Regions from separate parts of the Homo sapiens genome. Here region 1 is linked to region 2. The links are chromatin contacts, found by Hi-C or POLR2A ChIA-PET in ENCODE. All regions are on one chromosome and are shown on one strand. Each heading gives the region's core, a stretch centred on a gene start or an enhancer-like site at or near the end of the contact. The rest is flanking DNA. Distances are from core to core; before and after follow the strand shown. Region 1 holds the start of UQCC5 (ubiquinol-cytochrome c reductase complex assembly factor 5). Region 2 holds the start of PTPN23 (protein tyrosine phosphatase non-receptor type 23).

Region 1 (3,044 bases), core at 47-2,546, 5.2 Mb after region 2:
CAGTTTTTACTTTAGTCCTAGGTAATGGGGTGACAGCCCCTTTCAGTTATCTTCAGCAAGCACAGCAGCATGAGAAGACGCAATTACAAGTGAAGTCTCTTAAGTCAGAGCCCTGCTTCTACCTGGCATAGTCTCTTAAACTGTCAGTTAAGAGACTACATATAAACAATACACGTTCAGACTCGGCGCGGTGGCTCACGCCTGTAATCACAGCACTTTGGGAGGCCAAGGCAGGAGGATCTCTTGAGCCCAGGAGTTTGAGACTAGCCTGGCCAATATAGTGGGACCCCCATCTCTACAAAAAATTAAAAAATTAGCCGGGCGTGGTGGTGCACGCCTGTAGTGGTGGGAGGATGGCTTGAGCCGGGGAGGAGGGGGTTGCAGTGAGCCGAGATTGCGCCACTGCACTTCAGCCTGGATGACAGAGCGAGGTCCTGTCTCAAGAAACAAACAAAAACCATGTTTGGGAATACATGTGAAGAGCGAGGGCTCTGCCAATCATTATCATCATAATGAATATTCTAACTAATATTAATCAGTTACTATGCTCCAGGGTTGTGTTCAGTGCATCATTCCTATTACCGCACTAAATTATCACAGCGTCAGAACAAGGCCTCCGTTTTACGGCTTAGGGAATTGAGGCACAGATGGGCTAAGGGAGCACCTGTAGAGCAGGGATGTGGTTTGGTAACAGAGTGCATGCTCTTTATACTGCTCTTCTGCGATTATTGTGAATAAAGCGCCTACAAGTGCCTGTGGAACTGTAAGTGCCCCATACAAGATAGCTTTTATTAATTTTAGGGTTCTCACGGGGCGCTTACTTAGATTTTTGCTGTGATAATTGATAAAGTTCAGCTTTCAACACTCCATATCAAATTCTGTTACTTTAGAAGTCTAGGCACCAATCACGTCTCCGAAATAAACGCAAGGCATTGCATAATTGCATTTTGGAATGTGGTGCTGTACATAGTCCATCAGAGAGGGTCATCACTTCTATCTGGGTATTAGGAATAAAAATGGCGGTGGCAGAGTAGGGGGCGCGGCTGCCAACTGCGAGCTCAGACCTGCACTGGGGAGGCAGGGGGCGGGGCCGGGCCGGCGCCACGTGGGCTGTCCTTCCCTTTTGGGCCGTCCCACCTCCAGAGCTGAGGCGCCTGCGCCAGCTCCTTCGAGGCCCTGCTCGGCTTCAGGGAGCACGCGCGCCCTGCCGTGCTCTGATTGGCGGAGCTGCACGCCCCCGCTGCAGTCTGATTGGCGGATCCGCCTCGCTTTAGAAGGTCGGCGCCCAGTTCCGGCACTCGTGCGCCTACCAGACAGTGGCGGAGGACGGCGCTCGCTAGTCTCCCAGGTCGCGGTACACGGCGAGAACGGGCGGGGCGGTCTCGGCTGCGTCCGGGCGATCCAGTGCTTAGTTCCGTCATATCCCTCTCCACGACCTCGGTCGAGCATGTTCACCAGGGCCCAGGTGAGACGGATTCTGCAGCGGGTGCCCGGGAAGCAGCGATTTGGCATCTACCGGTTCCTGCCCTTCTTTTTTGTCCTGGGAGGAACGATGGAGTGGATCATGATTAAAGTGCGCGTGGGCCAGGAGACCTTCTGTAAGTGAGGGGGTAGCAGTCTCTGTTTCCTTTCAGGAAGGCACGAGGCGGTAGGGATCCGTTTTTCTGGGGAGTATTCTCAGATTGCAGACCGCGCATTCCACTCAGAGCGCTGGGCGAGTGCAGTTCCATTCGCTTGGCAGTCAGGGCGGCCTGGCTCTCCTGTAGGCCGGGCACATTGGCGTCCAGCCTTGTGACCTTCCCTGCACTTACAGGCGAGATCACGTGCTTCTTCCAGCCCTCTCATGCCTGCCCTTCACCCCTGCCGGTGACATCGTTTGGGCTTAAGGAACAGACTTGCTCACAACAATCGTAGAAGGGGGTGGATATGAGGGGTCAGGGAAACTCCTGCTAACTAGCCATTTCTCTTTGGATTCTTCTGTCCAAACTCTGGAGGGAGCTGATCTGCCTGGCTTTGCTAATTACCACTACCTTTACAGGACAGTCATTGGCACCAGGTCTTTGGTCTGGGTCCAGATGATCAGCACTGTAAAGATAGTGGTAACGCCTGGCACTGCATTACTGAGCATTAACTCTGGACAGGCCAGTTCCTTTCAGGAGGACTTCCCCAACCCCTCGGCCCTTTCTGCTTTGCCCCTCTCCTGAAACGCTATCACTTGTGACTTGCCAACCCACATTTTAAAGAATTGTTACATTAGTGATTCCTAAAGATCCTTAGTCCTTCTGTTCATCCATTCATTGATACTTAATGAGCATTCTTGAGGGGCTATAATGAACAAGGCAGAGGTGTCCCTTACCCCAGAAGAGCTCTAATGGGAAAGAAGATGATAAAGACAATTAGCATACAAAGTGATCAGTGCTGTGAGAAGGAAGTGGGAGGAACATAGGACTCTCGGGTGGGCGCCTCAACTGGACTAGATGGTGCAGGGAAGGCTTCCGGAAGCAGCTACCAAGTAAAGTAGGACCTGAAGACTGAGTAGGTGTCAGTCAGATGAGGGGAAGGTGTGTGGAATTGAAAGCATCTCCATGGCAGTGGTAGGAGCACTTGTGTGAGAGTATGCTGTGTGTTTGAGGGATTGAAGCAGATCAACAAAGTGGGGATGGCTAGAAGGGTGCCTGGGCAGGGTGGCAAAGGGACTGGAGAACCAAGAATGGATCCCAAGGATTGAGTCATTTTAGGGAGAGGCTTTAACATGTGGAGAATGGCTCCTTGTGGACAGATTGGTAGGAACAGTTACGCTGTATGGCTGTCCAGAGTTGAGACAGTGGCCTGGTCTAGGTTGGGGCAGAAAGGATACCAAGAAGGGATGGAAGTAAAAGACAGCCCAGAGGTAGTACTGACAGGGCATGGTGATTAAGTGGACTCAGGAGATGAGGAGTGGAGGCTTCTGGTGGGACACCTGGGGCAGGGGGTAGTGCATTTCCTGAAGGTGCCGAACACAGGCAGGGCCATCCTGGGCACCATCTGGGACGTGACGAGGTAGA
Region 2 (2,700 bases), core at 77-2,576:
AACGAGTCAAAGGCCTTGACCTCGAGCTTAACACGGACCTGAACCTTTGCTCTTCCCTTGTTTTCCCTTATCAGTAAACAGCCCCACAGCCACCCACCTGCACAAGCCAGAAGCTTGGAAATCATATTCGACGTCCTCATGCCCTTACATCCATCCATTCCAAGTTCTGATACTTTTGTCTCCAAAATATTCCTCAAATATTTCTCAAAGTGGGCAAAATATTTCTTTGCTCACTTTTTACTTCCCTCTGCTCCAAGCCACAATCACCTGTCTCCTGGAAGACTACAAAAGGCTCACTGATCTCCCAGCTCGCACTTTTGCACTCACTATCTCCAGGCCATTCTCTGTTATTTCTATTGTTACTATTATTATTTTGAGACGGAGTCTCGCTCTGTCGCTCAGGCTGGAGAGCAGTGGCAAGATCTAGGCTCACCGCAATCTCCGCCTCCCAGGTCAAGCGATTGAACCTCCAGCCTCAGCCTCCCGAGTAGCCTATTATTTATTTCTAAAAGTAGGTGATACAGCCATATGATTTAACAATTCCTGCTCTATAGGTCCCCTCTCCAGAGGCAACAGGTGCTCTCCATTCCGTGGTCTCCTTCCAGATACTGTGGGCGTCCCTGGGTGCTCACCTGGCCGTATACCTTCCCCCACCCACTTCCCCACAGGGCCCGGGGCCTCCTCACTCCGCTTGAGACCCTCCATCCAGGCGCTCCCTCCCTATCGTCCGTCTCCCTTGGGCACTGCCCGGCCTCCCAGGCTGGGCTGAGTAGGCCAGTCTCCGGTCAGTGATTCTGTTCCAAAGCTCGAAAGCCTTCGCAGCACTGGGACTGAAACCCCCAGCTCTCAGCCCCGACTCCTTCAGGCCAGGTGCTCCCTCCGCACCCTCTCTAAGGCCCGTTTTCGCGTCATCTCTTTCCAGCGGCCCGCCCGCCACGTCATCTCTACCACAGCACCAGTCCTCCACGGCTCTTGACAATACGTGGGAGGGCAAGTTCATAGGTGAGGTCTCATGCTCTTCCTAGGAGGGAGGAGCGCGGCGGGCGGGACCCGCAGCTGGGCTTGGCCCGGGAGCGGGGAATAAGCTCGCTCCGCGCCTCTCAGTTTAGTGGATGAAGACTACTATCCCAGAAGCCGTTTCGCCTCGGGCTGGCGAGCTCCTCCCCGCCCTACTCCCTCCGCGCGAAGAAGACTGAGCATGCGCAACAGGGACAGCGCCTGCGCAAAAGACTACGCGAGCGGGTGGCTGGGTTCACTGCAACTCCCGGCAGGCCGCTGGCATTTTTCATTCCCTCCCGTGACCAGTGACTTCCGGCACGAAGGGGCGGGGCTGGGCTCGTGGCTGAGCCAGCAGCTGCAGCAGCTACGGGAGTGGCCGGGTGGCCGGCGGGTGCCAGCCGCCATGGAGGCCGTGCCCCGCATGCCCATGATCTGGCTGGACCTGAAGGAGGCCGGTGACTTTCACTTCCAGCCAGCTGTGAAGAAGGTGAGCTTGCCTTCCATCTTCCCCCCTATCCGCCGCGTATCTCCGTCGTCTGCAAGCGCGTGACGCCCCCCTGCGCGCCCATCACCTCCTCAGGCCCGGTCGCAGGGTCCGGTGAGGCCAGGAGGGGCCTTCGCCGGTTTTCCTCAGCCTGTCCCACACCCCGGCGCCCGCAGGCCATTCTTCTCCTCCCCGATAGCCCCGTGCTAGCACCTGCATCTTCATCTGAACCCGGTTCCCGACTTCTGCCCCGAGTCATCCGCTGTTCCCACTGAGGCAGCACACTTCCTCCTTCTGACGCTCGGACCCAGTTCTGCCCCGCCCCTCCTCCATGCCAGGACCGCCCCGCGCGGGAGCGGTGGGCGGCCCTGACCGTGCGGATTCTTTTGCTGCGCCCGGCCCTCGGTGCGCTGTCAAGTCCACGCCCGCCTGGGACAGACACTGGGGATGGCTCAGGGGCGTGTGTTTAAGACGTGAGCCCCGGTGGCCCAGGGAGATGCCCGACCCCTGCGGTGAGGGTTTGTTTTACAATTGCTGCGATTCTGTATGGTCTCCCATTCGGGAGTCTCTTTGGACCAAACAATACAATCCCACGACATTTTTAGGAGGGTTACTGCTTTTCGTAACCGACTGGAGGGCATAAACAGTGTTGTAGAGCTCAGAGAAATCTTACTGTGTTGGAAGAACAGACGGGCAGGTTTGGCGTTGACTAAGGCAAGGAACTTCTGTGGAGAGGTTCAGGTGTGGTGATTGAACACAGGTGCCCTCCGAGACATCCGCTGTATTGGTAGCACTGAGGGCTAGAGCAGAAATGAAAAGGAACAACCAGGAGGCCGTCGCAGGTGGGGGGCCTTGTGGGCTTAGCACAGCAGATGCCAGAGTAAGCCCCAATCTAGATGGTGCACCACTTAGCGAGACGCTTGGGAAGACAAATAGGAAAAAGAAAATGGGTTTGGAAGTAGTTTCCCAAGAAGCTGTCTCCCCTCTAATCGCCATACACCATTGCCTTAGTTCAGACAGTGTTTGAGTCCATCATCTAGCCTCTTGGGGCCAGGAAATGAGGGTAATTGATCCAAAATTCTAGAATTTTGTTAACGGTTATCCAGACGTTGCTCTCTTCTTCATCTGCTGTTTCTTTTTCCTACCTTTTTTTTTTTTTTTGAGACGGAGTTTCGCTCTTGTTGCCCAGGCTGGAGTGCAATGGCACGATCTCGGCT

The links. A loop is a pair of places that touch in the nucleus more often than their neighbours do. ChIA-PET counts read pairs that join two places held with the same protein, here RNA polymerase II (POLR2A). Pooled maps may share reads with other maps.
Region 1: a loop to region 2 is called in a map of CD4-positive, alpha-beta memory T cell, with 20 times the contacts of the local background. The contact joins the promoter of UQCC5 here to the promoter of PTPN23 in region 2. A Hi-C loop is called at or near these places in 1 of 168 maps with a recorded cell type or tissue (CD4-positive, alpha-beta memory T cell) and 7 of 50 pooled maps. POLR2A ChIA-PET finds 5 or more read pairs at or near these places in 1 of 52 experiments (activated T-cell).

Annotation. Positions count from the first base shown.
Region 1 is chr3:52,535,309-52,538,352 of GRCh38, forward strand. UQCC5 (ubiquinol-cytochrome c reductase complex assembly factor 5) reads left to right here and starts at 1,297. Exons shown (of 2, transcript NM_001124767.2): 1 at 1,297-1,598. The coding sequence starts at 1,448. RefSeq lists a silencer at 983-1,282 and an enhancer at 1,616-2,149.
Region 2 is chr3:47,379,695-47,382,394 of GRCh38, forward strand. It overlaps PTPN23 (protein tyrosine phosphatase non-receptor type 23), which reads left to right and starts at 1,327. Exons shown (of 25, transcript NM_015466.4): 1 at 1,327-1,486. The coding sequence starts at 1,403. It overlaps PTPN23-DT (PTPN23 divergent transcript), which reads right to left and starts at 1,798. Exons shown (of 1, transcript NR_185912.1): 1 at 1-1,798. RefSeq lists enhancers at 713-1,390, 900-959, 1,130-1,349, 1,391-2,066.